Regions from separate parts of the Mus musculus genome. Here regions 1, 2, 3, 4, 5 and 7 are each linked to region 6. Evidence: chromatin loops called from intact Hi-C (ENCODE). Cell type or tissue: heart. All regions are shown on one strand.

Region 1 (4,000 bases), 610 kb before region 6:
TAATATTTTCAACTGTTAATATTCAACAAACAATAATTAAGATATATTTCATTGCTATATCTCCCTTTTCATTTCTGATTTTATTAATTTGGGTACTGTCTCTGTGCTCTCTGGATAGTCTGGCTAAGGGTTTACCTTATCTTGTTGATTTTCTCAAAGAACCAGCTCCTGGTTTTGTTGATTCTTTATATAGTTCTTTTTGTTTCTATTTGGTTAATTTCACCCCTGACTTTGTTCCTAACCTCTACTCCTCTTGGGTGTATTTGCTTCTTTTTGTTATAGAGCTCTTAAAACAAAAAATTATTTAGTATATGTAAGTACACTGCAGCTGTCTTCAGACACACCAGAAGAGGGCATCAGATCTCATTACAGATGGTTGTGAGCCACCATGTGGTTGCTGGGATTTGAACTCAGGACCTCTGGAAGACTAGTCAGTGCTCTTAACCGCTGAGCCATCGTTCTAGCGCTTTCAGGTGTGCTGTCAAGCTGCTAGTATAAGCTCTCTTGTTTCTTTTCTTTTTCTTTTTGAACGCACTTAGAGATATGAGTTTTCCTTTTACCACTGCTTTCACTGTGTTCCATACGTTTGGTATGATGAGTCTTCATTTTCATTAAATTTTAAAAAGCCTTTAATTTCTCTCTTAATTTCTTCCTTTACCAAGTTATCATTGAGTAGAGAGAGCAATGTTCAGCTTCCATGTGTATGTGTGTTTTCTGTTGTTTTTGTTGGTATTTAAGACCAGCCTTAGTATGTGGTGATCTGATTGGGTGCATGGGATTAATTCCATGTTCTTGTATCTGTTGAGGCCTGTTTTATGACCAATTCTATGGCCAATTTTGGAGAAAGTACCATGATGTGCTGAGCAGAAGGTATATTCTTTTGCTTTTGGATGAAATGTTCTATAAATAACTGTTAGATCCATTTGGTTCATAACTTCTGTTAATTTCACTGTGTCTCTGTTTAGTTTCTGTTTCTATGATCTGTCCATTGCTGAGAGTTGGGTGTTGAAGTCTCCCACTATTATTGTGTGAGGGTGTGATGTGTGCTTTGAGCTTTAGAAAAGTTTCTTTTATGAATGTGGATGCCCTTGCATTTGGAGCATAGATGTTCAGATTTGAGAGTTCATCTTGGTAAATTTTTCCTTTGACCAGTATGAAATGTCCTTCCTTAACTTTTTTGATAACTTTTGGTTGAAAGTTGATTTTATTCAATATTAGAATGGCTACTCCAGCTTGTTTCTTAGAACAATTTGCTTGGAAAATTGTTCTTCAACCTTTTACTCTGAGGTAGTGTCTGTCTTTGTCACCGAGGTGCATTTCCTGTACGCAGCAAAATGCTTGGTCCTGTTTACATATTCAGTCTGTTAGTCTATGTCATTTTATTGGGGAATTGAGTCCATTGATATTAAAGAGATATTAAAGATAGTTAAGAGATATTAAAGAAAAGTGATTGTTACTTCCTGTTATTTTTGTTGTCAGAGGTGGAATTATGTTTGTGTGGCTATCTTCTTTTGGGTTTGTTGAAAGCAGATACTTTCTTGCTTTTTCTAGGGTGCAGTTTCCCTCCTTGTATTGGTGTTTTCTATCTATTATCCTTTGTAGGGCTAGATCTATGGAAAGATATTGTGTAAATTTGGTTTTGTCATAGAATATCTTGTTTGTTTTTTTTTTTTGTCTATGATAATTGAGAATTTTGCTGGACATAGTAGTCTGGGTTGGCATTTTGTTCTCTTAGGGTCTGTATGACTTCTGCCCAGGATCTTCTAGCTTTCATAGTCTCTGGTGAGAAGTCTGGTATAGTTCTGATAGGTCTGCTTTTATATGTTACTTGTTCTTTTTCACTTTTTCGCTTTTAATATTCTTTCTTTGTTTTGTGCATTTGGTGTTTTGATTATTATGTAACAGGAGGAATTTCTTTACTGGTCCATTCTATTTGGAGTTCTGTAGGCTTTTTGTATGTTCATGGGCATATCTTTATTTAGGTTAGGGAAGTTTTCATCTATAATTTTGTTGAAGATATTTACTGGCCGTTTAAGTTGGAAATTTTTGCTCTCTTCTATACCTATTATCCTTAGGTTTCCTCGTCTCATTGTGTCTTGAATTTCCTGGATGTTTTGGGTTAGGGGCCTTTTGCTTTTTGTATTTTGACTATTGTGTCAATGTTTTCTATGGTATCTTTTGCACCTAAGATTCTCTTTTCTATCTCTTGTATTCTGTTGGTAATGTTTGCATCTATGACTCCTAATCTCTTTCCTAGGTTTTCTTTTTTAAAAGATTTATTTATTTATTATAATTTATTTATTTATTATATGTAAGTACACTGTAGCTGTTTTCAGACACACCAGAAGAGGGCATCAGATTTCATTATGGATGGTTGTGAGCCAGCATGTGGTTGCTGGGATTTGAACTTAAGACCTTTAGAAGAGCAGTCAGTGCTCTTAACTGCTAAGCCATCTCTCCAGCCCCTTTCCTAGATTTTCTAACTCCAGGGTTGTCTCCCTTTGTGATTTCTTTATTGTTTTTATTACCACTTTGAGATCTTGGATGGTTTTGTTCATTTCCTTTGCCTGTTTGTGTTTTCCTGTAATTCTTTAAGGGATTTTTGTTGTTGTTGTTTCCTCTTTAAGGGCTTCTAGCTGTTTACCTGTGTTCTCCTGTAGCTCTTTAAGGGAGTCATTATGTCCTTCTTAAAGTCCTCTATCACCATCATGAGAAGTGATTTTAGATCCATATCTTGTTTTTCCAGTGTGATGGTGTATCCAGGACTTGCTTTGGTGGGAGAATTGGGTTCTGATGATGCCAAGTAACCTTGGTTTCTGTTGCTTACGTTCTTGTGCTTGCCTCCCGCCATCTGATATCTCTAGTGCTACCTGCCCTTGTTATATCTGACTGAAGCCTGTCCTTCCTGTGGTTCCAGTTCAGCTGTCTCTGTGATCCTGAGATCCTGGTGTGACCAAGCTCTTGGGATCCTGTTAGTCTGTGATCCTGGGCATGTTAGAGCACCTGGGAGTGGGGCCTCCTCTGGGTGTTGTGGGACTGGCTACGGAGCTCTCACTCAGGGTCTGCTCAGGGCACTGGCCCAGACTGGAAGGTTCCTTTATCTTAATGGGACCAAACACACACGCACACACCCTTTTCATCTACATATACTTGTAAGAGGGCTAGGGATATAGTTCTGTGGTGAGCAAGAGGCTCTAGATTCAATCCCCAGTACTAGAAAACCAAAACTAAAACTAAGCAAAACCAGTTAAAACCTTAGGAAATATACTATTTTAGGATGACAACTTAGAAATCTCAAAGACTGACCTATGCACAGGTGACTAGCCCATATTATGTGATTCTCAGTGCTGCCTACCACTGTCTCTACTTCTTCACCTTCTACTCACACACTGGCTTCTGCACTCACCATCTCCCTCCTGCAGTCACCAATGTCTTCACTGCCAGCCTAGAGGGCATCTGGCACTGGCCGTCATGCCTGCAGCCCCTGACTACTGGTTCTTCTGAGATTCACTCTGCCTAGCTCTTCAGTCTTCCCTCATTCCCTTTGGGGTCCTCCACACTGTGGAGCAAGGGTTAAACAGTGGATGTTTAGCACTCAATGGACATAAGGTTTCGGTTTCAACAAATCAACTGGGTACTAGGAGAGTGAAAGCAGCCATAGAAAGCGGCTGTGGTTCAAGACTTTACTTAAGGACAGTGAGCCAGCAATTTTATATTCTCAGACACTGTTCTTTAAAATACTAAAAAACAAAAACAAAAACAAAACAAGCAAACAAACAAACCTAAAGAATTCTTTTTGCTCTTTTTGCTTACAGGTAGCATAAAAATAAGCAGGTCAGATTTGGTGTGTAGGACATTAGCGGCTTCTGCTTTTTTTTTTTTTTTAAAGATTTATTATTTATTATATGTAAGTACACTGTAGCTGTCCTCAGACACACCAGAAGAGGGCATCAGATCTCATTACGGATGGTTGTGAGCCACCATGTGGTTTCTGGGATTT
Region 2 (4,000 bases), 690 kb before region 6:
ACTCTCGGAACTCCTGCAGAGGCGGAAGGAGAGAACCTCTTCCACAGAGCTGTCAGCCAGCTGTGAGCCCCCACCACGCACACACCCATACAAATACACACTTCCCATACCGGAATCTTAAGTATTACTCCTAATCTGTCGTTCCTTTTTTTTTAATATCATGTGTGCCAGAGAAGGCATCAGATCCCCTGGAACTGAAGTTGCAGATGGCTGTGTGCGGCGGCCCCATGGCTGCTGGGAAAGGAAGAGGTCTCTGGAAGAGCAGCCAATGCTCTGACCCACTGAAGTGTCTCTTCAGCTCCTCATCACTTCCCCAACTTCACCAGTCATGCGTGGGGTTTGTGTGTGTGTGTGTGTGTGTATGTGTGTGTGTGTGTGTGTGTTTGAGCCAAGGTCTCAGTGTGCTGTTCTGGCTGGCCTGGAACACGCTATATAGATGAGGTAGGAGGTAGGCCTCAAACTCACAGAAACTCACCTGCCCCTGCTTCCCAAATGCTGGGGGTGGGGTGGGGGTGTTAACACATGTGCTGGGGAGATGGTTCAGCAAATAAGAGTCCTCATTGCTCCTGCAGAGACCTGACTCTGGTTCCCAGCACTCACGTGGCTGCTCAAAAGCACCTGTAACCCCAGTTCCACAGCATCATCTGACCTCCAGTGGCGCCTGCACTCACACAAGCCCATATCCACATGCAGCCACAGAACTACACAGAAAAATAATCCTTTCATGCTAAGTATCACATCTGCCTCTCGCTACTAAGTTGGTGCTCTAACAGATGATCCATATTCACAGCTGTGTATGCGTCAAGCAATTTGTAGACCAGATAAACCTTACACTTCAGTTTCAGCTTGAGGGCACTTACAAGCTAAGGAGACACTGGCAACGGTAGTAGAGACAGAGAAAGGCAGAGAGAGAGAGAGAGAGAGAGAGAGAGAGAGGAAGAAGAAGAGGAGGAGGAGGAAGAAAAAGAAGGAGGAGGGAGGAGGAAGGGAGGGAGGGAGGAGGGACGAGAGGACAAGAAGGCAAGAACACAAGAAACAATTTTGAAGGCACCAAATAAGCTTTCCCAAAGGCAGAAAGCAACCAACAGGCCGACCTAGCTGTGATGCCCATGAACTACAACAACCAGCCCGGCATAACAATCCTAAGGGTGCATTTCGTGGTGGTTATGCCCTCCTCGTGCTCATGCGAAAAATGACCATCAAGTTTGCAACGTACTTTTTAAAAGAATAATCTACTTGTTTTCTGTGTGTGTGTGTGTGTGTGTGTGCATGTGTGAGCGCACAGAAGTCGAAGGACAACTAATAGAAGTCAGGTTTCGCCTTTCTCACCATGCTGAACCCGGCTCAAACTCATGTCGGATAGCTTGGCGGGAAGCGCCTTTCCCCCTGAGCCTGCAAAGGTATAAGTAGCATTCCACTTGAAATGCGCTGTGGGAGGACGCAAACACACATAGCCTTGCCCAAACCGAAGTCCTCCAAAGGATGTGCAGGGCTCTGGGACTGTTGCCGAGGCAACAGGTGCTCGGGCCGTGACCTCCCTCGGGACAAGAGGCCCGGCCAGTTACCTGTTCGGCCTCCGCCAGCCACAGCCACAGCTGCCGCCACGTCTGGAACTTGTACCTGTCGCTGAACAAGAAACACATCTCGCGGCTGGCGTAGCGGGCCGCCAGCGGAGAACGGTAACTTTCAGCACTGCCAGGGTCGCCGGATGCAGCCATTTTCAACACGCGACCAGGACGCGGCGGACACCAGCAGCAGGGCCAAAAGCGGAAGGGTGGCGTGCGTGGGGCGGGACTTCCTCCCAAGGCCCCGCCCCGTGTGTAACGCCGGCCTGGAAGGCGAAGATGGTTCAAGTTTGGCTCGTCGCCCCTGAGGGTCAACGCTTTTCTCTTGGTTTCTACGAATCTCTGCCCCACGCTGTGCCTCCTCAGTTTTTCCATCTGAGGAAGGCACATTAAGACCCGCGTTTAACCCAGAAAGGAAAGTTGCAGAGGCATTCGGAGGGACGCCAGGAAGGCGCCCTAGTGGACACTTGGAGTACTGCAGTCCCGCTGGAGACAGGCTCAGCTGGAGACCGAAACTCTTAAACCGCGGTGCTGGTTCCGATCTCCGGAAAGCAGCCTGTCAGAATTATTCCACGCGTGGTGGCTCGAGAACAAAAAATTCAAAGTTTTTGTATCAGAATAAAGCTGAAAATAGCATACATTAAAAAAAAATAGCCGGGCGTGGTGGCGCACGCCTTTAATCCCAGCACTCGGGAGGCAGAGGCAGGCAGATTTCTGAGTTCGAGGCCAGCCTGGTCTACAAAGTGAGTTCCAGGACAGCCAGGGCTATACAGAGAAACCCTGTCTCAAAAAAAACAAAAATAAAAAAATAAATAATAATAATAATTTGAGGTCAGCCAGGTCTCCAGAGCGAGTTCCAGAACAGCCAGAGAAAACCTGTCTACAAACAAACAAACAAACAAACAAACACAAAACAGAAAACAAAAAGCCTCGTCCAGCAACATAAAGAGACCCACACGAGGCATGGTACATTAGATCTGAACACTGCTCCCTCTTCCCCACACAACCGCTCCTTAGTGTCTCCTCTTCCTGAGCTTAAGACTTAGCTGTTGCCAGAATAGTTTGTACATCAGATAAACCTACCAGACACCTGCGCCCAAGGTCCTCGATTGGATTGGAGGCTGTGGGCCGATGTATGCTGAAAAGAACGTGTTCCTGGAACTTTGTACTCTGGACTGATTCGGGGGTATAGTTGCTTGGATATGCTGTAGCAGCTCACTGTTCTCTTCCACAGAGATCCTTGCAGAGCCAATCCTTCCCAGGCTCCAGGCTCCAGGCTCCAGGCTCCAGGCTCCAGGCTCCAGGCTCCAGGCTCCAGGCTCCAGGCTCCAGGCTCCAGGCTCCAGGCTCCAGGCTCCAGGCTCCGTAGTGCTCTCTCCCGACTCTGCTTCACTTGGCCTCTGGTTACTTTTCCTCATTAAACCGTAGCTTCAGCTGTTAGCTTTCTACTTGGTCCTGTTTCCTTTTCTGACTTTATTTTTGCGAGACAGAGTGATACACTGTAGCCTTAACTGGCCTGGGACTCACTATGTAGAGATCTGTCTGTCTTTGACTCCTGAGTGCTCAGATTAAAGGCATGGGTCACCAGCCCAGGTGGTTTTGTGGTGGTTGTTGTTTGGTTTTTGTTTTTTAATGCATGGACTTCTGCTAAATATCATCAGCTACCTTAGTTCTGGTTACTGTGGAGGCCCCTGCTTTTTGGCTTGTCTCCTCACTAACCACTCCCAGCAACTCCATGGATGTCGGTCCAGTCCCTTTGGCAAGTTATTTAATCTCTTGGCAGTTAGAATTCTTGCCTGAAAACTATGGCTGATGCCCCCAGGGGCACAGTGAGGTAAGAAGACAAGCAAAGCCAAGTAGTGGCAGCACGTGCCTTTAGTCCCAGCAATCGGGTAGCAAAGGCAGTCATCTGATCTCTGTGAGTTCGAGGCCAGCCTGGTCTACAGAGCGAGTTCCAGGCAGCCAAAGCTACACAGAGAAACCCTGTCTTGAGAAGAAAATGCTGGATCTCTGACTGGGACGAAGGGCCCAACCAGTATCCTCTTCTGCTTGCCTAGTATCCCATTGTAACTTCTGTCTCCTCCTCCTCTTTCCTGTCTGCTCCCATCTCTTGTTTTTTTTTTTTTTTTTTTTTTTTTGAGACAGGGTTTCTTCCTGGCTGGCCTGGAACTCAGAGATCAGCCTGCCTCTGCCTCCTGAGTGCTGGGATTAAAGGTGTGAGCCACCACCTGGCTTCCAGTGCGCATCTTATATCATTTTCATTTTGCACCCAATTGCTTCTATTTCTCTCTTTTTTTCCCTCTCCCTTTTCTCCTGTACTCATTTACCCATCCAGGCTGATGGAAGTGTTTAGCACTTTGGTCAACTTCCTCCTCCATTCTTCAACTCTTCCCCCCTTCCCCTCAAGCCACCACTCACACTGCTCGGCTGGGAAC
Region 3 (4,000 bases), 320 kb after region 6:
CAGTTGTTTCTTCAAACGATAAATGTTGGGTTAGTGTTTCTCAGCCCCCAAAGTCAATGGTCATTTCTCACAAGCCATCCATCTTCATCCTGGAGCACTACCTGCTGAGCTGCATTGTCCTTCTCCCGGCAGGCTTGGCGAGGCTGCCTCATGTTGCTTAGCCCAACCCAGAACCGCCGAGGCCCCCTGCTCCTTGCCTGCCTTCCCAGCTGGCTCTGTCTGGTGGGATCTGGATTGGTGCTATGCCTGGCCTGGATTGTCTCTTCCCCCCTCAGCCATACCTGGTTTTGGTGTTTCAAGACAGGGTTTCTCAGTGAAGCCTTGGGCTGTCCTGAAACTCGGCTCTGTGGACCAGGTTGACCATGAGGTCAGAGATCTGCCTGCCTCTGCCTCCTGAGTGCTGGGGTTAAAGGCACACGCCACCACTAGCCTAGCTCTGATTTAAAACCATTTCAATTGTATTTTTGCATTATGATACATCCACAGTCATTCTACGGCCCACACAGCTAGCCACTGTGTGATGGCAGCTTCCTGGCTAAGCTCATGCACCCCCTGCCCTCGCTATTTGCATGGTTTTACCATCACTAGTTAGTTCTGGGTTTGTTGGTTCCTTTGTGGTTTTGTGATAGATCTTAGGAATCCCAAGTTGGCCTTGAGCTTTCCATCTTCCTGCCTCTACTTTCTGAGGACAGAGGCTAGGGTTAGTAAGCCACTGCGCCCAGCACCTCCAGACGGCTTTGTGCGTGCTGAGTAAGTGCATCATTCGCGTGGTTTTGGAGGTGGAGAGGCAGCTCAGTGCCTTTGTCCGTTCAGTATTTTAAAAGATTTGTTTGGCTTCTTGCATGCCCCTTGTAGTTCATTCGGTTTCAAGTCTGTGTCATGACCCAAGTGTGTGAATAGCTTGGACTTAACTTGTCGGACCTCCAGGATTTAGGGGCTGTTTCCAGTTTGGAGATTTAGGATCTGTTTCCAGATCAGGGTGGTATAAATATTGTTTTGATGAGTATTTTGAAACCTGCTTTCTGTCGCGCATTTGGAAGAGTCACCCTGAGGAATGAATGTCCCAGGAAGACCACTGGGGGAGGCTTGAATGTGTTCAGGTGTGCCAAGATTTGCAAAGATTTCCCAAGGGATCAGTACACTCGCCTTTGCCGCAGCCAGCTGTGCATGTCAGCACGTGCAGCACTATCAGATGCCAGTCAAGTAGGGGTGAAGTTATAGCTCATTTGTGGGGTTCGTTTTGTTTGCTTTGTGTATGTACACACGTTCGTGTGCCTGTGTGCGCATGCACGCATGTACACGCGGAAACGGAGATCAATTCCCAGTGTCTCTGTCAATCATCCAAAAATTTGAATTTATTTTGAGTGTTGTGCAAAGGTATGTTGGCATGCATGTGCCAAGGCATATGTATGGTAGAAGTTACAGATGATGGTTGGCAGCCATATGGGCGCTAGAAACTGAACCTGGGTCCTCTGCAAGAGCAGTAAGAGCTCTCAATCACTGAGCTATCTCTCCAGCCCCACACTTTTTTGAGCTTCTTCGCGGTCCAGGCAGACTTCTTGCTTTGTAGCTGAAGATGACTCTGCACTCCTATTCTGCCTCCACCTCTGAGTTGCTGGGATTACAGACATGCGCCATCATCTGGATGCTCTCTTTTTTCTCCTTAAGAAATGATTTCCTGGGGCTACAGAGATGGCTCGGAGGTTAAGAGCACTCAATGACTGCTTTTTAAGCTGTCCTGAGTTCATTCCCAGCAACCAACCACATGGTGGCTCATGACCATCCATAGTGAGATCTGGCGCCCTCTTCTGGCCTCTAGGCATATATGCAGGCAGAATGCTATACATAATAAATTTGGCAGGGATAGGGGAGTGGGGGTGATTCCCAGCTAGATAGATGATTCCCAGCTATTTCACTCCTGGGCCCATACCCAAAGAACTCCGTGTCCTGCTACCATGACACGTGCGCGTTGATACTTAGTGCTTCTCTATTCACGAGGCAAACATTGAAGGAGCTTAGATGACGGACGGTGGGTGAATGGATGTGTGGTGAGTATATATAAAATAAGATGTGTGGATCCTCTGTAAGGGGAGAGGGAGCCATGAAATTTGAAGAATAAAAACCGATGGACCCAGAAAGTGTAATTATTAAGCAGCGTGACCCAAACTTTTGAAAGAAAAAGAAATGAATGTTCTCCCTCAGATGCAGCAGATCTTATTAGCCTTTGATGTATGCATGTATATGTGTCGATAGCTATAAGTGTGGGTGAAGTAGAACATTTAGAAATAAGACCAGAAGAGGGTAATACTAGTCAATGGAGGAGGCCAGAATGCAAAATGATGTGAGCCATGAAAAGGACAGCAAACTCAGCTGATTGGTAATTTTCTTCCTGATTTCACCTCTCTCTCCTCTCCTCCTCCTCCTCCTCCTCCTCCTCCTCCTCCTCCTCCTCCTCCTCCCCCCTTCTTCTCCTTCATCTTTCCCCCAAGACAGGGTTTCTCTATGGAGCCTGGCTGCCCCAGAACTATAAATTACGTTGGCCAAACTCAGAGATCTTCGTGCTTCTGCTGGGGTTAAAAGCATTCACCAAAGCCGGGTGGTGGTGGCGCACCCCTTTAATCCCAGCACTCAGGAGGCAGAGGCCGGCGTATTTCTGAGTTTGAGGCCAGCCTGGTCTACAGAGTGAGTTCTAGGACAGCCAGAGCTACACAGAGAAACCCTGTCTCGAAAAAACAAAAAACAAACCAAAAAAAGCATTCACCATCACCACCAGTGTAGTTTCGTTTTTATGGTTGATATGTGAATTCAATTTTCTGAAGGCGTGAGAAGCGTGTTTGTATTTCAGAAGAATCCAGCATGGGTTCTTTCTTGGAGACAGGCGCTGAGAATGCTGGGCTTCGTCTTTAATTACACTGACCGTCCGTCCGCGCAGTGGGAATTAGATGTGGCTCCTCACTGAGTACATTTGTCACACTGACCCACTTAAGAGTGAGTTTTCTCAGCCGGGCGTGGTGGCGCACGCCTTTAATCCCAGCACTCGGGAGGCAGAGGCAGGCGGATTTCTGAGTTCGAGGCCAGCCTGGTCTACAAAGTGAGCTCCAGGACAGCCAGGGCTATACAGAGAAACCCTGTCTCGAAAAACCAAAAAAAAAAAAAAAAAAAAAAAAAAAAAAAAAAAAAAAAAAAAAGAGTGAGTTTTCTCTTCATTTGTTCCTCTGGAACAGTAATTACAGACCACTGTGAGTCACCACACAATGCTGGGAATGAACCCAGGTCCTCCCCAAGAGCAACAGGTGCTCCTAGATTCTGAGCCACCTCTCCCCATAATTATATTTTTAATCTTAACATTCCAGAGTTTATCATTTACATTAAGTTTTAAACCACATAGAGTCCACATTATTAGTCAGTAGCCCCCCCCCCCCCGTCCGAACCGTTCCCACAAGGACACCCAGTAATTTTAGGACCATTTGCTAGAAATATCTTTGACCCATTGACTAATAATTTCCCCATGCACACGCACACACATAATCTATAGGTTTCTATATTCAGCCCCTCTCTCTCCTCTTCCCTCCCTCTTTGTGGATATTGGGGCGGGGAGACTCTCCTTTCTGTCCCGTTGCCTCATTTGTCCCTTTTCATGTCAATCAAACGCTGTCTTGTTTGCTTTATGTTCTGCTACCTTGTAGGACTGTTGGGCATGCGCAAGCCGTAGTGCGCATGCGCAGATTCTCCCCTTCCACCTCGTGGGTCCTCGGGCTCGGTGGCAGACTCTTTTAGCTGTTGGGCCATCTCAAGGGTCCCTCCGCCCGTTTCTATTTTGTTGCCCTACTGTCTAGGAAAGCATTATCAGATAAATATCTATTGTAAACTGTACATACAAGTTGCAGGTAGAATTTGAAATTAAAATAATATGATTTGAGCCAGGCGGTGGTGGCGCACGCCTTTAATCCCAGCTCTTTGGAGGCAGAGGCAGAAACAGGCAGATTTCTGAGTTCGAGGC
Region 4 (4,000 bases), 170 kb after region 6:
CTCTCTAAGAGATCTGCACAGCCTTCTCGGGCCCCCAGAACCACCTAGCCGCCGAGCTCCACCGATGATGTCATGCACGCGCCCCCTGACCTGGAAGGCGCTGTAAGGGAGGCAAAAGCTGGGAAAAAAACAGACCTGAGACTCCCTTCCCCTTCCACCACAGCTCCCGATCCCTTTCCTTAATCCAATAATTAATTATGTACTTATTTCTTCCGTTGTCTCCTCTGTCTGTGTGCTCCTGCTGGTCAGGTTTTGTTTATATCCAAAGGCCTCACAAACAGTAGGTGGTCAATAAATATACTCTACCCCCTCCCAACCCCAACATAGTTGGCCCTTTGGGGCTCTTGGGGGCTTTTTTTGTTTGTTTGTTTGTTTTTTGTTTTTTTCGAGACAGGGTTTCTCTGTATAGCCCTGGCTCTCCTGGAACTCTGTAGACCAGGCTGGCCTCGAACTCAGAAATCCGCCTGCCTCTGCCTCCTGAGTGCTGGGATTAAAGGCGTGCACCACCACGCCCGGCTCTCTCGGGGGCTTTTGTCGTTGTTTTTATTTGTTGTTTTTGTTTTGTTTTTGAGACAGAGTGGCTTGTAGAGGCCGGCCTCTGGAATTCACCGGGAGGAGGGGGATGGGTTTTGAATTTCTATTCCTCCTGCTGCTTTATCCCTGTGATGGAGTTTCAGGTCTGAGGCAGCTGTTATACTATGATCCTATAAAACGTCTAGAGGAAAACAAGGGAAGATCTTTATAACTTTGTACATTGGAAGACTTTTTTTCATTTTTATTTTCTCTTTGTCTTGTATTAGTGTCTGCCTGCATGTTCATATGAGCATCGTATAAATGCATTGCCTGAGGAGGTGAGAAGAGGGTGTGGGATTCCCTAGACCTGGAGCTCTACAGACCTTTGTGGGTCACTGTGTGGGAATCAAACTCTGGTCCACTGCAAGGACAAGTGCTCTTAACTGCTAAATTCACTGTATAGCCCGTGTTCAGTTCAAACTCGGGACAGTCCCATGTCCTGAGATCACAGGCATTAGCCATCACATCTAACAAAGCATTTTCCCTGAAGCACAAAACTGTGTGGTCAGGAGGTTCCTGGGCTGAGCAGCCAGCACCGGTACTTACTACAAGTCCTTGAATGTTGTACAAATATCCTCCTCTTGCCCATATGTACCTTGTCCTGAGTTCTATGGCACACATAGATGAACACGTTCATATCTTTCCACGATTTATCTCATAACAATAAATTCACAGGGTGGAGCAGTTTCAACAACAAGTATGCCGCCTACACCTTGGTAATCTAGCCAAGGTGATTTTATTCCAATCCCAATTACTCATATTAACACGCTTGTCACCCGGCACACGGGAAATCAATGAACTAATCAACCTATCTACGTATATGTGGTTTACACAATGACCGTGCAGTTTAAAAGGCATGGCTGACAGCGGTGGCACACACCTTTAATCCCAGCAGAGCCAGGGCTACACACAGAGTTCCAGGACAGCCAGGGCTACCCAGAGAAACCCTGTCTCAAAAACAAACAAACAAAATAAATAAAGGAAAGGCTACCACATAGTTGAAGAGGTATCAGAAGCAGGCTTACGGAAATGCAAATAGATGCAGAAAAGACAAGGTAAGAACCCAGCCAGCATCAAGGAAGAGAGTATTGCTGAGAGATCACTGGAGTGTCAGCTCCAAATCTGAACTGCCAGGGCAAAGACAGGCACAGGAGTAAACTATGCCAACAGTAAGGGACTAGGCGAACAACTATTCCTTTTTTTTTTTTTTTTTTTTGGTTTTTCCAGACAGTGTTTCTCTGTGTAGCCCTGGCTGTCCTGGAACTCACTTTGTAGACCAGGCTGGCCACAAACTCAGAAATCTGCCTGCCTCTGCCTGGGATTAAAGTCGGGCGCCACCACGCCCGACTTTTTTTTTCCAATTATTTTTAATTAAAAGCTTTTGAACATTTTAGTTATTTTTATGCATATGTTTTTTTTCTTTTTTCTTTTCTTTTTTTTCTTTCTTTTTTTTTTTTTTTTTTTTTTGCCTGCATCATGTGTGTGGCCTAAATGTGCAGTACCCACAGTGGCCAAATGAGGGCACTGGATTCACTGGGACTCAAGTTACAGACCACTGTGAGCCACCTTGTGGGTGCTGGAGGAGCTGCCAGTACTCTTAACTACAGACCCATCTCTCAAGCCCCTATTTTTAATTTGCTATCATTCTATTTATCATGTGCGTGGAAATCTAAAGGCAACTTGGGAATAGTTGCTTCTGTTCTTCCACTAAATGAATCCCAAAGACTGAACTCAGGACATCAGACATGGAAAGTGCCTCGTGTTTATTATTTGCTAGCCCTCATATTTATTTTTTATTTTTAAAAGTTGCACAAGTGCTGGCTTTGGCAGCACATATACTAAAATTGGAACGATACAGAGAAGATTAGCATGGCCCCTACGCAAGGATGACACGCAAATTTGTGAAGCATACCATAAAAAAAAAAAAAAAAAGAAAAGAAAAGAGTTCCAGGCCAGCCTGGTCTACAAAGTGAGTTCCAGGACAGCCAGGACTACACAGAGAAACCCTGTCTCGAAAAACCAAAAAAAAAAAAAAAAAAAAAAAAAGTTGCACAGGTAGCAAATGTGAGTGTCTTCATTTTGTTTTGTTTCTACTTTGAAAATTGGATCTCGCTTGGGTGGTGGTGGTACATGCCTTTAATCCCAGCACTTGGGAGGCAGAGGCAGGCAGATTTCTGAGTTCAAGGCCAGCCTGGTCTACAGAGTGAGTTCCAGGACAGCCAGTGCTACACAGAGAAACCCTGTCTCCAAAAACAAACAAACAAACAAACAAAAAAAAGGATCTCACTGTCCAACACTGGCTGTCCTGGGACTTGTAGACCAAACTGGCCTGAAACTCCCAGAGTTCTTACCAATGTTGGATTTAAGGCATAGACCAGTTCGTGAAGAATATAGCAGAATATAAGGAGCCATCTGGGTGCCTTAACACCCACCCACTGGACTCCCACAAGCACTCAATATGATGGGCCCTTGTCAGTCAGCTACAGATGGATGTATTCATCCTATCTAACTGCCCCTGTGAAAGAGATATGTGATATCTGTCGGGTCCTGGTCCTTCTTCCTGGCACACCGTCCCTAAAGCTCTGGGAACTGCTGAAATGCTAATGCCAATGAGTGAACAAGAGCCACGAGCCTGCGCAGAGGCTGTGGTAACCTTAAACCGCAAAGACTTCTGGGAGGACATCCTTTCAGCAGCTCTGGTCACCCATCGGATTAACTTCATCTTTGTTATTAAGCACCGTGGCAAATGATCATAGTTTCACAATATCTTGTGTAACCCTCCTCAGGTTGGCTGTAGTCCTAGAACTTGGGAGGTGGAGACTAGAGAATTAGTTCAAGGCTTGCTTCAGACTTAAGTTCAAGTGTCAGCCTTTTAGGTACTTGAGACTAGGCCTTGTAGGAGTAGGTGTGTCACTCTGAGCATGGGCTTTAATACCTTTGTGCTAGCTGCCCGGAAGCCAGTCTTCTTCTAGATGCCTTCAGAACAAGAGGTGGAACTCTCACCTCCTCCTGCACCATGCCTGCCTGGATGCTGCCATGTTCCCACCTTGATAATGGACTGAACCTCTGAAACTGTAAGCTAGCCCCAATTAAATGTTGTCCTTTATAAGAGTTGCCTTGGTCATGGTGTCTGTTCACAGCAGTAAAACCCTAACTAATACAACTGGAGAGAGGGCCCAGTGATTAAAAGCAAATACTGCTCTTGTGGTGGGGCAAAGTTCAGATCCTAGTAGTAACGCTGGGTGGCTCATAACTTATAACTACAGCTCCAGAGGGATCTGTTGCCTGCAGACTCCTTGGGTACCTGCATTCAAGTGCACGTGTTCAAACACTGACACATACATGTAAAACAAACAAACAAACAAATAACAGCCTCATTGCTCCTGATCATGGATCAGTCATGATCCATGAACCTGTTGTGTGAGAA
Region 5 (4,000 bases), 940 kb before region 6:
CTTTCCTAATGAAGGTCACAAATATTCTCTTCTAGAAATTTTGTAGTTTAGGTTTTGGTTTTGTCCCCTCCCACACACACCCTTTTTGTTCTTTTCACTTTCTTTTTTTTATAGTTGTGGCCATCCTTGATGTTGTTTGTTTGTTAAGACAGAATTTCTTGGGGCTAAGAGCACTGGCTGCTCTTCCAGAGGTCCTGAGTTCAATTCCTAGCAACCACGTGGTGGCTCACAACCATCTGTAATGGGATCTGATGCCCTCTTCTGGTGTGTCTGAAGACAGCTACAGTGTTCTCATATAAATAAAATAAATAAATGAATAAATCTTTAAAAAAAACCAAAAACCAAAAATAGTATTTTGTGTCGTGGATGTTTGCATTAATTTTGGCTTGCTGAAGTGTTGCAGTGAAATCTTATGAGTTTTGATGACTGCGCTGTTTCAGCGTGTGCTTTAACTGTGGCCCTGAGTCTCCCTGCCTTGCACTACTGCAGCTTGGGCAGATTTCATTTAAGAGAAGAAAACCAACCAACCATCCACAACTGTGGCTGTATAGATGGCTCAAGGAGTAAGAGGACTTGCTGAGGGTGGACCAGGGTTTGAATCCCCAGCGTCTGGGTTTTAAAACAAATCTGGATGTGACCAATTGTGCTTGTGACGCCTATATGCTATGTAGGGGAGCAGAGACAGGTGGATTGCTGCAACTTGCAGTCCATCATCAGCCTAGCTCCAGTGAGATGGGATAAAGTGGAGGGTGATAGAGCAGGACACAGGGGTCCTCCTCTGATCTACACATGCACACTCACACACACACACTCTTACACTCACACACACACACTCACACATACACTCTCACACACATATACTCACACATACACTCTCATACACTCACACAGTCACACACACTCACACATACACACACAGACACACAGTCACACACACTCTCACACATATACCCTCACACACATATACTCACACATACACTCTCATACACTCACAGTCACACACTCACAATACACTCTCACACTCAGAAATACACATAAATACTCACACATACACTCTCACACATACACCCACACACACTCACACATACACTCTCACACACATATACTTACAGATACACTCTCATAAACATTCACACACACTCATACATTTACACACTCATACATTTATACACATACACACACACACTCACACCGACATACACACACACTCACACAGAAATGCACTCATAAATACACTCATACACACTCACACAAACACACTCTCACACACACTGACATTCACTCACCCACACACACTCTCACACACACATATACACACATACTCTCTCTCTCTCTCTCTCACACACACACACACACACACACACACACACACACACACTTTCTCTCATACATACACACACTCACACATACATACACTCATACACAAAATCCTGTTAATGTTCAGTTTAGTTTATTTATTTTTCAACAGTGTTCCCTTATTTAACTGGCTGGAAGTCATGCTATAAATCAGTTTGCCTTGAACTACTGCAACCCTCCTGCTTAAGTCTCCAAGTGCTGCGATTTCATGCCTGAGCCGAAACATGCAACTTTCATGTTTGTCTTTACTTTAGCTTTTCTTGGCTGTTGTTTCTACCTCTTTTGAAAGGACTAAAATGTTAATAATTTTAAAAAGATGTGGGCCCATGTGGTGGTGGTGGTGACACACAACTTTAGTCCCGGCACTTAGGAGGCAGAGTTAGGCATCTCTCTCTCTGTGAGTTCAAGGCCAGCCTGGTCTGCAAAGTGAGTTTCAGGACACCCAACCAAGGTTACACAGAGAAACCCTGTCTTGAAAAACAAAACAAACCAAGCAAAAAAAAAAAAAACCCAAACCCACAAAATTCTAAAAAGATGTTGTGATCATAACCACCAGGGGGCGCCAAAGAACATCTTTTAAAGTAGATCTCTGTAGATCTCTGTAGTTAAGCGTTCCTCCAGCAAAGACTCTTCCAGTTTGGATTCCTTCACTCTTCAGACGAAAACTCATCCATTTTGTGACTCTCTGGAGGCTTGGCTCAAAATACACAGATCAATGTAAGAATATGTTTTAGGACAGAAGGCTTATCTAGCTTGCATGATCTCTACCCTGGTTGAGCAAGCAAAACGGAAACAGAAACAAAAATATCAGCATAGAAAACAAAAACAAAACCACCCTACATCTGTGTTCTTTCCTGAAGTCCCCAAAGAGAGCCAAGCAAGGGACTGGTGGCAGAGTTCTGATTCCTAGAACCAGGGTTAAAAAACACTGTGTGCCCTTGGGAGATGGAGATACTGCTTGTGATGATAAAATAGACTCCAACATTTGTGCGTTTGCCTGGCTCATGTAATTCAAGTGTGCAAAGTATCTTGTAGATGATACTTTGAAATTTGTCCTGTCTTGGATCTTTATTTTGTCCCTGCAAACTGGGACACTTGGTCACCTTACTTGTTTGACCCTCTGCGTTTTCTTATCTGTGAGATGGAGGTAAGACTGAAAAATGGCGTTGGGGACACAGAGAGACTCATGGGTGCTGAGTAAGATATAGATCCCAGGCTAGGCATGGTAGCACATACCTTTAACTCTAGCATTCAGGAGGCAGAGGCAGGTGGGTCTCTATGAGTTCAAGTCAGCCTGGTCTATATAGTGAGCTCTAGGACAGCCAAGGCTACACAGAGAAACTCTGTTTTGAAAATGAAAGTAAAATAAAATAATAAAAAGTGTTTGAAACCTACGGTATTTCTTGATAACAACAGGAGTCTAGTTGTGTGTTTTTGTTTGTTTGCTGTTTTGTCATTGTTGTTTTGAAATTTCTGTGTAACCCTGGCTGTCCTGGAACTTACATTGTAGACCAGGCTGTTCTCGAACTCAGAGATCTGCCTCCTGAGTGCTCGGATTAAAGTGTGCACCACCATTCCTGACTCCAAAAACATTATAAATAGAGCCTTGTTGTGTTGTTATTGTTCATTTAGTTAAAGGATTTTTTTAAATTATGTGTAAATGTGTATGTGCACTTGGGTGCAACGCCTGTGGAGTCCAGAAGAGGGCGTCAGGAGGTTGTGGGCTGCCTGACAGTGTGGCTGAGGCCCTAACTCAGCTCTGCAAAAGCTGTGTGTTCTCCAGCCCCTGTTGTTTGTTTTGAGACAGGGTCTCATTATATAGTCCTGGCTGGCCTAAAATTCACCATGCAGACCAGGCTGCTCTCAAACTTGCAGCAATCCTCCAGCCTCAGCCTCCCGAGTGCTGGGATTAAAGGCCTGTGCCACCACGCCCAGCTGTTTTTGTTGTTTGAAACATGATCTCCTGTAGCCCAATCTAATAATTAGCTGAGGATAGCCTCAAGCTCCTGATCCTCTCGTGTCACCTCACACAGGCCACACAGCAGGCAAAAACTCTTTTTAATTGACACACTATAATTGTATATATTTATGGTTTACAGTGTGATATGCCATCTCAGATATACAATGTGCAATGCTTAAATCCAGCCAACTGGGTTATGTATTCATCTGTCTGTCTATCCATCCATCCATCCGTCGTCCATCCATCACTTTGCGTTAAGAACATTCAAAGCCCTTTCTATCCGTTACTCTGAATCATTCGATTCATTGTTGCCAGCTACAGTTTCCCTACTGTGCTATTATGGGAATACTAAAAAGTGATTGCCACTTCTCAAGGATGATTTCAGAGCAAGAGAAAGGGTTTGTAGATCATAGGGGGAAAATATGTCTTGGAATATAAATCAGTGGCAGAACTCCTACTTGCTTAGCAATGTCTGAATTTGATCCCCTACAAGTGAAAAAAAAAAAACAAAACCAAAACAATAAAAAGGCCATTAAGCTATAGCCTCGGCTCCCCAAATCCATTTCACAGTCTTTCCAATCCAGCCATCAGACTATTGCCTGGGTGTGGTGGCTGTGATAGCACCCACGATCCCAGGACTCAGGACACAGATGCAGGCTGAGTGCCGTGAGTTCAAGTCTGGCC
Region 6 (4,000 bases):
GTTTCTCCCAGTTTTGGAGGCGGGGGGGGGGGGGGGGAGTTATTTTGGCTCGGGCAGGCCTGGACCTCACTGTATAGCACAGGCTAGCCATGATATAGCACAGGCTAGCCACGACCTTAAATCAGCCTTCCTGCTTCAGCCTCCTAAGCACTGGATGATAGGCACACACCACTGCACCCAGCCTGGGAGTCCTTGTTAAAAGCTATGTCGTTCAAGAGGAAACACTATGAACAGAGGTGGAGCTAGGAGGCATGCACAGACACTAGTGGTTTGCACGAGTTCATGTCAAGGTGCCTCCCTCCCTGCCCAGTTATCCCAATAACTGGAGGACAGGAGTGGGGTTCCCTTCACTCCTGTCCTGAGGTAAGCACTCCTCAAGACACAGGACTAACCTCCCATCCCCAACCCTGGATTTTCCATGGTCCTCGTGGCTGGTCTACTGCCTAGTACATAATGGGTAGGCAGGACAATAGCCGGGCATGGTGGTGGTACACGCCTTTAATCCCAGTACTCCGGAAATTCCAACCCCCAAGAAAGAAAATGGAAACCCTCTAAAATGTGTGTTACTGTTCTTCTCAGTTCCTTCCCTGTAGAAATGAAAACAGGAGCTCATGTGTCCTTTGTGCCTGATGCACAGTTATGCTCAGGGTAGACCTTGTGTTATTTGGTGGTGGTGGTGGATTTTTGTTATGCTGTTTTTAAACATAACCCTTTCTGATCTGACTGTGTAGCTAGGAGCAGTCTTCCTATCTTGGCCTCCCCAGTGCTGGGATTACAGGTGCCATGCCTGGCTTAAGACACAGTCATGCCGGGCGTTGTGGTACACGCCTTTAATCCCAGCACTTGGGAGGCAGAGGCAGACAGATTTCTGAGTTCGAGGACAGCCTGGTCTACAGAGTGAGTTCCAGGACAGCCAGGGCTACACAGAGAAACCCTGTGGGTTTGGGGGGGTGGGGGGGACAGTCACGTGACTAACTGATGCTATCCAATAGGGTCTATGAGATTTGCAGCAGACAGTACTTATGGGAAATGTAGATTTGGTTTAGAAGAGACCAGGTTGTGAAATATTCCCTTCTAGGGAAAGGACAGTGGGGCCTTGGGCAGGGGAAGGGACCCAGAAGGCTTCTAATGTACAATGAGTCTGAAATGACATGCCCTGCCTGCCACCCACAGCTGAGTACCAGAAACGGCAGTGTCGAGACCACCTCAAAGCAAACCTGAAGTTTATGACCAGCATGAGAAGCACCGTGCCAGAGTCTGTGACCCAGCAGGTTTGTCGAGGGTGTGAGCTTAGGGACCTGGGTGATAACTGAGGCTGTCCTTCAGAGTCCGTGCGGTTCTCAGCCCTGCCCTGAGCCATAAGCCCTGTGGGCTCAAAGGTTTCCATCTGTGCTTCCAAAGATGGGTGTCCTGTGCCCTTACTCTGAACCTTTTCAGATCCTGCAGCAGAACCAAGGCCGAAAAGCCTGTGATCGGCTAGTGGCCAAGACGAAGAACAAGAAGAAGAAGAAGAAGAAGGCTGAGGGCACTGTGTTCACTGAAGAAGACTTCCAGAAGTTCCAGAGGGAATATTTTGGCAGCTAGACTTCCTGGAGGAATGGTGGGGACAAAAGACACTAACCCTCCTTGGCTGGACTTCTGCTGTCCTGGGTCCCTGCAGTGCTGTGCCACGAGCGACCAGCAGGTGGCAGTGCAAAACTAGCCTGGCTCAGGAAGCCATATGCTGCTATCCCAGGGACACTGGAACAGAGCTGCAAGCCCTGCAGCAAATTTTCCCTCAAACTGAAGTGGACTTCTAGTTTGGCGGAACCATCAGCACCCTGCCAGAAAAGATTCTGACCTGCCAGCTATGACCAGGATTGGTTATCAGGGCTATTTGGTACTGGGCCCACTCAGACCCCACCTCAAGGAGCTGGAAATTCAAATAAATAAATGTGAGTTTGGGCAAATGTGGATTCAAGTGTGTGTGTGTGTGTGTGTGTGTGTGTGTGTGTGTGTGTGTTACAATGTGTTTCCCATCTCAGTGTGGATCTCGGTTCTTCTAGGTTTCCGTGTTAAAGTCCCCAGCCTTGGCCCAGCATAAATGACTTCCTTCTACCAGCGAGGGCCTCCTCTCTGGGCACAGTTACTGTAGCTGCTAGAGTTGCCCAGGAAGTGGACAGGAAGGTCACCTCCACCCTGCTGGATTTTGGGATCTGCTATGGCATCAGTGGAGAGCAGAAAGTCAGTCGTATGTCATTTGATATCTGGGCCTAGGTCATGGTTTCCGGAGTCCTCAGCAAGCAGGTTTACAGGTTTGCATAAAGTCTGTACCCAACCAAGGACCGCAGTGAAAGCTATGGTTGTGCCCCTCAGAGCAAACCGGACTCTCCAGCAGTGCAGTGCCAGTCACAAAGGAAAGATCGTGTGGAATGAGCACACTGGGGGAGAACAAGTGGCAAGGGAAGGACTGACCTGTCACAGGGACCAGGAGACCCCTCAGTGCAGATGGACACATTCCTTTTTTGTTTGTTTTTGTTTTTTTGAGACAGGGTTTCTCTGTGTAGCCCTGGCTGTCCTGGAACTCACTTTGTAGACCAGGCTGGTCTCGAACTCAGAAATCCGCCTGCCTCTGCCTCTGCCTCCCAAGTGCTGGAATTACAGGCATGCGCCACCACTGCCCAGCTTTTTTTGTTTGTTTGATGGACACATTCCTAAGGAGACAACTGGTGGCCTCCACACCGCCATCCTCTCCCCTGAGCCTGCCTCCTCCATTCTCTGTTCACTGGGACTCCTGAGGTTTGTCTCAGTGACGATCGGTCAGTTCCCTAATTGGGCCCCTGACAAGGCAGGGCTTTGTCCTCAGTAAGAGAACAAGGTTCACTGTCCCTGCTCCAAGCAACTCTTCTTTGCCTTTAAGCAGCATTGGCTCTCAAATGGCAACACAGAACTGCCTACAGCAGAGCAGAATTAGCATGGAGTCTGCTTGCCTCCGGTGACCTCTGCCTGTTGGAAGGCATGGCCATCCAATCCATCCAGGAGGTCATAGCAAACAGGAACGGGAGGGAGGGAGTGTGTTTTAATATAGGCTAGTGATGGGAGCTCTGGGCCTTCCATGGCATGTTTTGTCCTCTTGTGACATGGGTTGTTCAAAGGGACATGGGTGGTGGTCTTCAAATCCTCCACCCCTTTCTGCATGCTTGCTGGGCTTTGCTGACTAGAAGAGCAAATTCAGGTGGCCTTGGGGACTCATTTTCTCCTCCTCAAATAAGATGCTTAGCCAACAGCTCAGTGCTTACTTTCTAGGGCCCCTTTCTAGGGAGCATACACCCTCAGTCACATGGTCACCTAGAGGATGCAAGCAGAAATCCTGTACCTTTCCTGGTATAAGGCCTCCTCTTAGCTGCCGAGAAGGAAAAGATGGAGTGCTTGCCAACCTATGGTCCGATAAAAAAACACCGGTTGTTACATTCAAGTCAATGGAGGGGTCCAGCAAAGGGAAGCCTACCCCAACTAAGGCATCCCAAGTTTAAATATTTAAAAATAGGCCAGTTTAAAAATTTGGTAATCTGGACTTGGGCGAGCTGCTGCCCCACCCCCCATGCTTCCTGTGGCTTCTGCTGTGGCCTGGACCATCCACAACTGCCTGGTCCCCTGTGAGTCCAGGGAGCTACAGAGAGTGGAGCAGGACTGCTACTAGAGGTCTTGGGGACTCAGGGCCAGCCACCAGGACTCCAGCCTGGCCTCGAGTGTTCTTGCTTGAGGGGTAGGGAGGGCTTAGTTCAAGGTGCATCTGGAGCTGGTTAGGTTCCCTGTTCTTAAAGGACTAGGCGAGAGGTCCAGCGGTCTGCTCTGCAATTCCCCAAACCTGAGCTGGTCTATTTCTGAACATGTCACTGGGTACTGGTTTGAACATGTACCTGCCACCCACCGTGGCCAAGATCTCCAGCCCATCCCATAGACTGCCTGGGTAGGTGCACTTGGGTCTCATTGCAGAGACTTAACTACTTACAGCCTAGCT
Region 7 (4,000 bases), 540 kb before region 6:
ATATAACAACAACATTACTTTAAAAAATAATAAAATGATGGCTCTTCTGAGACAGAAGACTAATTATCCTTACGTATTCAAATGGAAAGTCTTTTTGTTAAATTAGCGTGAAAAGTCCCTTCATCTACACACAATTGGCCCAAAGAAACAGGCCATTTTCAGCACGAGAGGCCAACCCATTTTAACAGTGAATAAAGCTTTTGAAAGCACTACACACCCTCTTCCACACTGTCAAAATTTTCAAATTGGTCCAGCAGTTTCCCCATTTTATTTTTTGAACACTTTAAGGCCCAGCTGGTTAGCATATCATAATTAGATTAATTAAAAGGGAAACAACAACAAAAAAAAACCCCAAAAACCCCTTCTGATCAAAATTATTCCATTTATGCTTAATTAGCTTTAATCCAAGTCTACACATTTAATGGGGATATGACCGTTTGCATATTTTAAATGTCTTTTCTAAACTATACTTTGTAGCAGACTTAGAAGAATGGTATCTTTCTCTTGCCAATATGCCACAGCACAAATCAAAGGGGACACAAATTAGGAGAAGAGAGGAAAGAAAACAAGGCTTCTCAGAGCCAAGGATCTGCCGGGGGAGGGGGAGGGGTTTTGTCAGGGGTGGGGGTAATTTACCCGCCACATCACAAACTACAGTCTTTTCAGCACACAGAGCGAGAGGCATTACATCACACTCTCACAATGATAGGGGGAGGCGGCCCTGAGAAAGCAAGTTTTCGGCTTTCTTTCCAGCCTGCTCGCAGGCTTCAAGAATCCTGCATTAGGAGTAATGGAATTTAACTTGAGGAACCGCACTTTCAGGGTTACTAACAATCACACAGACACTCGATTTTATGATCCCAAATGACCACTTTACAACAAATATATGTCCAAAAGGCACACATCGAACACTCAGCTGGTATTGAAAATCTAACATTAAACAAAATATTTTATTTCATGTGAAATGGAGACCAATGTACACGAAGAACTGGTAAAGAAACAATTTCTAAACAGAGTAAAGAGCCATTTATATCTTTAAAATAATCGTGTTTACAAGACAGTCCTACCATTTGGTTGAAGCCACGATCAAAATAAAAGCGCATCTGGCTGCACATTTGAGAACACACACTGGGACCCAGTGCAAAGGAGCGCGCGCAGAAGAGAGGGGTGAGCCACATACTGCCTGCATTTCAAGAAGGGGAATTTAGAACCCCAAACCTGGTGTGTTCAGTAACCCGCTGGCCCTATTTTAAAATGTATCTCACTCTAGGCTCTTCACAGCTCCAGGAAGGATAGCCTGGTCTGCGAGAGAGAGAGAGAGAGAGAGAGAGAGAGAGAGAGAGAGAGAGAGAGAGAGAGAGAGAGAGAGAAGCTTTCCCATTCTAGGGCTAGTCCTCCCTGATCCTTTGTCGGCCTTAGCAGCGGAAAGAATGCAAACCCATTTATATTTATGCAAATTTTTGCAGCAGATTTAAGGGGGGGAGGGAGAGGCTTGTGTTTTTAAAAAAACCTCTTTCTAAATATCAAATTTCAATTACTCACAGCTTCGTTTATTTGCACGATAGAAACGATAAAAAGCTACATATAAACTAAAAGTGCAATTAAATTACTTCAAAATTTAAATATTTTACCAAGTCTTTTCCATTTCTAAAATGCTGAACCAAAAGTACATCCCGAGTATGATTTACAGATTCGCCAACTGTCTGAAGCCAGTCTCCATGCTAGAGAAATGTCGATTTGCAACACCACTAGTGCAAACGGTTAGACACGATCCATATAAATCAATTGGTTTTTAAAAATTGAAAATATTTACCAACCTCATAAAGTGCAGCAGTGCTTAAATCCAGCAAATTGAGGCATACAAGGTAGAAATGGAAATGAAAAAAGGTCCAAAAAATGAATTCTTTTTGTCTATCTGTATTTTGTATTTTAAATATTCAGAAACCAGCAGAGACTCTGTCGGCCATTTTGGCTTGAACTAACTCTCTCGCTCACTCTCCCTCCTGCTCTCTCTCTCCCCCTCTGTCTCTAAAGGAAGCAGCTTTTTGTGACCTTCAAATAGAGGCGGATCACGTGACTTCGGGTAGGTTTGTCAATCAGGAAAGGGGAGGGAGCTGGAGTCGAAGCTGCCTTAAAGCGAAAGCAGCCCCTTTCCACCGGCTTTCATTTGTGCTATGCTGTTACTTATACTCCCGCCTACAGATACTGCATGTGAAAGCGGCAACACCATAAGGGTAACAGATGAACAAAATAGAAAAACCTTTATTGGTTTATAGAAATATGCTCAGTTGCTAACGATGCTTGCAGATCCTGGATCTGATTTTGGCTTCCTTGCTAGTTATTCTCTAGATGTTTGGGCAAGAACAGACTGGCAAACTGCTCTTTAAAAGGGGGCTTAAACAAAGCTTTACCTAAACAAAAAGAGAATTTAGTTTTTAAATTAAAACGAAACAGGACACAGCTGATTTCTAGCTACCTCTAAAATACACAAAAAGACAGGAAGTTACTCTACCCACTCATAAACTGTGTGTCAGTTCAGGGAGGTTAAGCAGCACCTGATATCTGAACGCTCAGCAAAGGGAGAGCGGGAGAGCCTGAACTTGGCGCCTATTGTGTGAGTACAGCACTCCGTAGCCTCTCCCCCAAACCTAAGTAAAGACTAAGCCAGGGCTTCACCACTGGATTCCTCCAGGCTGGGCAGCTCTGAGTCATCTTTAATCCCTTCTCTGCTGAGGAAGGCGCTCAGAGACTAGGCACTCAATTAAAGCCTTCCTGCGGCCCTAGTCCCTCCTCCTCAGAGACATCTTCACTGGGCTTGAAGTATAAATCCAGCCCCCAATCCTCATCCCAGCCCCACCCCCACCCCGTCTCTGTTTTGGCAGGTGTGCAGTGGAGATGGGAAGTCATGATACCTTAGTTTATTTGTTTCTTTCTTCCGTAAAAATTTTTTTGTTATGTACATATAAGTGTTTTGCCTGCATTTGTCTGTGTGAGTATGATGGATCCCCTGGAATTGGAATTACAGACAGTTGTGAGCTGCTGTAGTTATGGGTTCTGGGAATTGGACACAGGTCCTCTGCAAAAGTAGCCAGTGCTCAAACTACTGACCCTGGTTTCTTTGCCTTCCTGGCTCTGTTCATTTTATTCTGGTTCAGTTAGTCACCAGGCAGGAGTGGTGGTGCACGCTGCTAATCCCAGTATAAGGAGCAGATGGATCTCTGTTCTACGTATAGCAAGTTCCAGGTAAGCCAGAGATACCATGTGACCCTGCCCCAAAAAGTCACTCACTACCAAAACAAGCAAGCGTCTTTTTTTTTTTTTTTTTTTTTTGGTTTTTCGAGACAGGGTTTCTCTGTATAGTCCTGGCTGTCCTGGAACTCACTCTGTAGACCAGGCTGGCCTCGAACTCAGAAATCCGCCTGCCTCTGCCTCCCAAGTGCTGGGATTAAAGGCACGCCCGGCAAGCAAGCATCTTTTGAGCCTCCCATTCCAAGCCAGGCCTTCTTGCTAAATTCCTAGTACACATTTTATTACTGCAGTGTTTCGTTTTATGACAGAAACTGCTTAATGTTGGTCTTTCCCTAAAAACATTCAACTGTCTTCCCCATCTTCAGTAAGGTGTTACACTGAACTCCAAATAGCAGCTGAATGAATTTATCAATGAAATCACCTAGCGCTCTACTCAGAAGAGCTGGGCTAAACAGAAATAACAAACAAATATAAGTACTTTAGGGGAATGAATGCCAGAAATCTCCAGGAATCCCTATCCATTCTATCTATTTTAAGGATTCTTTCCAGACATAAAGAAGCAGAAATAGTAAGCTGGCCAAGGTGCTTCTCCCAAACAAACTAGGCTGAGTGGCCAGTCAGCAGAGAACCAAGGGCTCTAAAGGCAGGCTTGCCTTGCAAAAGAATCTGTTAAATCCATCGAAACGCTAAGTGTTTTGTCTTTCTGGCTTTTAATGCCTTTACGCTATGCCCCTCCACTTTTCCACTCAGA

Evidence for each region. Hi-C counts contacts between places; a loop is a spot of excess contacts. Peaks named below come from ENCODE experiments on the same cell type or tissue, not always from the same donor. Only the 100,000 strongest peaks of a DNase experiment are listed, where the experiment ranks them.
Region 1: a loop joins it to region 6, with 2.4 times the contacts of the local background. A loop is called at or near these places in 3 of 42 quality-filtered maps.
Region 2: it touches region 6 in a loop (2.5-fold over the local background); 6 of 42 quality-filtered maps call a loop at or near these places.
Region 3: a loop joins it to region 6, with 2.2 times the contacts of the local background. A loop is called at or near these places in 2 of 42 quality-filtered maps.
Region 4: a loop joins it to region 6, with 4 times the contacts of the local background. A loop is called at or near these places in 2 of 42 quality-filtered maps.
Region 5: it touches region 6 in a loop (2.6-fold over the local background); 3 of 42 quality-filtered maps call a loop at or near these places.
Region 7: it touches region 6 in a loop (4-fold over the local background); 6 of 42 quality-filtered maps call a loop at or near these places.

What each region holds. Positions count from the first base shown.
Region 1 is chr15:80,868,891-80,872,890 of GRCm38, reverse strand. All of the region lies in intron 6 of Tnrc6b (trinucleotide repeat containing 6b), which reads right to left. Among named protein-coding and RNA genes, the nearest start is that of Mir5113, 69 kb to the left of the region's middle. In heart, CTCF peaks have their summits at 320 (motif pointing right) and 2,334 (motif pointing right); no DNase peak of the experiment used is centred here.
Region 2 is chr15:80,946,266-80,950,265 of GRCm38, reverse strand. It overlaps Adsl (adenylosuccinate lyase), which reads right to left and starts at 1,776. Exons shown (of 13, transcript NM_009634.6): 1 at 1,566-1,776. The coding sequence starts at 1,718. In heart, a CTCF peak has its summit at 2,005; a DNase peak (open chromatin) is centred at 1,785; H3K4me3 peaks cover 2,240 bases; H3K27ac peaks cover 1,703 bases.
Region 3 is chr15:79,938,939-79,942,938 of GRCm38, reverse strand. It overlaps a transcript of Cbx7 not described here. Among named protein-coding and RNA genes, the nearest start is that of Cbx7, 8.3 kb to the right of the region's middle. In heart, a CTCF peak has its summit at 1,813 (motif pointing left); a DNase peak (open chromatin) is centred at 1,828; H3K27me3 peaks cover 311 bases.
Region 4 is chr15:80,086,941-80,090,940 of GRCm38, reverse strand. It overlaps Gm24204 (a small nuclear RNA gene), which reads left to right and starts at 2,388; the gene lies at 2,388-2,494. It overlaps Gm31134 (predicted gene, 31134), which reads left to right. Exons shown (of 2, transcript NR_168675.1): 2 at 1-208. In heart, a CTCF peak has its summit at 2,126; a DNase peak (open chromatin) is centred at 2,120; H3K4me3 peaks cover 325 bases; H3K27ac peaks cover 205 bases; H3K27me3 peaks cover 687 bases.
Region 5 is chr15:81,197,705-81,201,704 of GRCm38, reverse strand. No RefSeq gene overlaps it. Among named protein-coding and RNA genes, the nearest start is that of 4930483J18Rik, 8.9 kb to the right of the region's middle. In heart, CTCF peaks have their summits at 1,702, 1,902 (motif pointing right) and 3,055 (motif pointing right); no DNase peak of the experiment used is centred here.
Region 6 is chr15:80,258,568-80,262,567 of GRCm38, reverse strand. Rps19bp1 (ribosomal protein S19 binding protein 1) reads left to right here. Exons shown (of 4, transcript NM_175109.3): 3 at 1,174-1,271; 4 at 1,438-1,954. The coding sequence ends at 1,584. Among named protein-coding and RNA genes, the nearest start is that of Rps19bp1, 3.7 kb to the left of the region's middle. In heart, a CTCF peak has its summit at 1,676 (motif pointing right); DNase peaks (open chromatin) are centred at 1,259, 1,687, 3,597 and 3,887; H3K4me3 peaks cover 306 bases; H3K27ac peaks cover 826 bases.
Region 7 is chr15:80,796,622-80,800,621 of GRCm38, reverse strand. All of the region lies in intron 4 of Tnrc6b (trinucleotide repeat containing 6b), which reads right to left. Among named protein-coding and RNA genes, the nearest start is that of Tnrc6b, 87 kb to the right of the region's middle. In heart, a CTCF peak has its summit at 2,003; DNase peaks (open chromatin) are centred at 671, 1,161, 2,071 and 2,681; H3K4me3 peaks cover 3,135 bases; H3K27ac peaks cover 3,576 bases.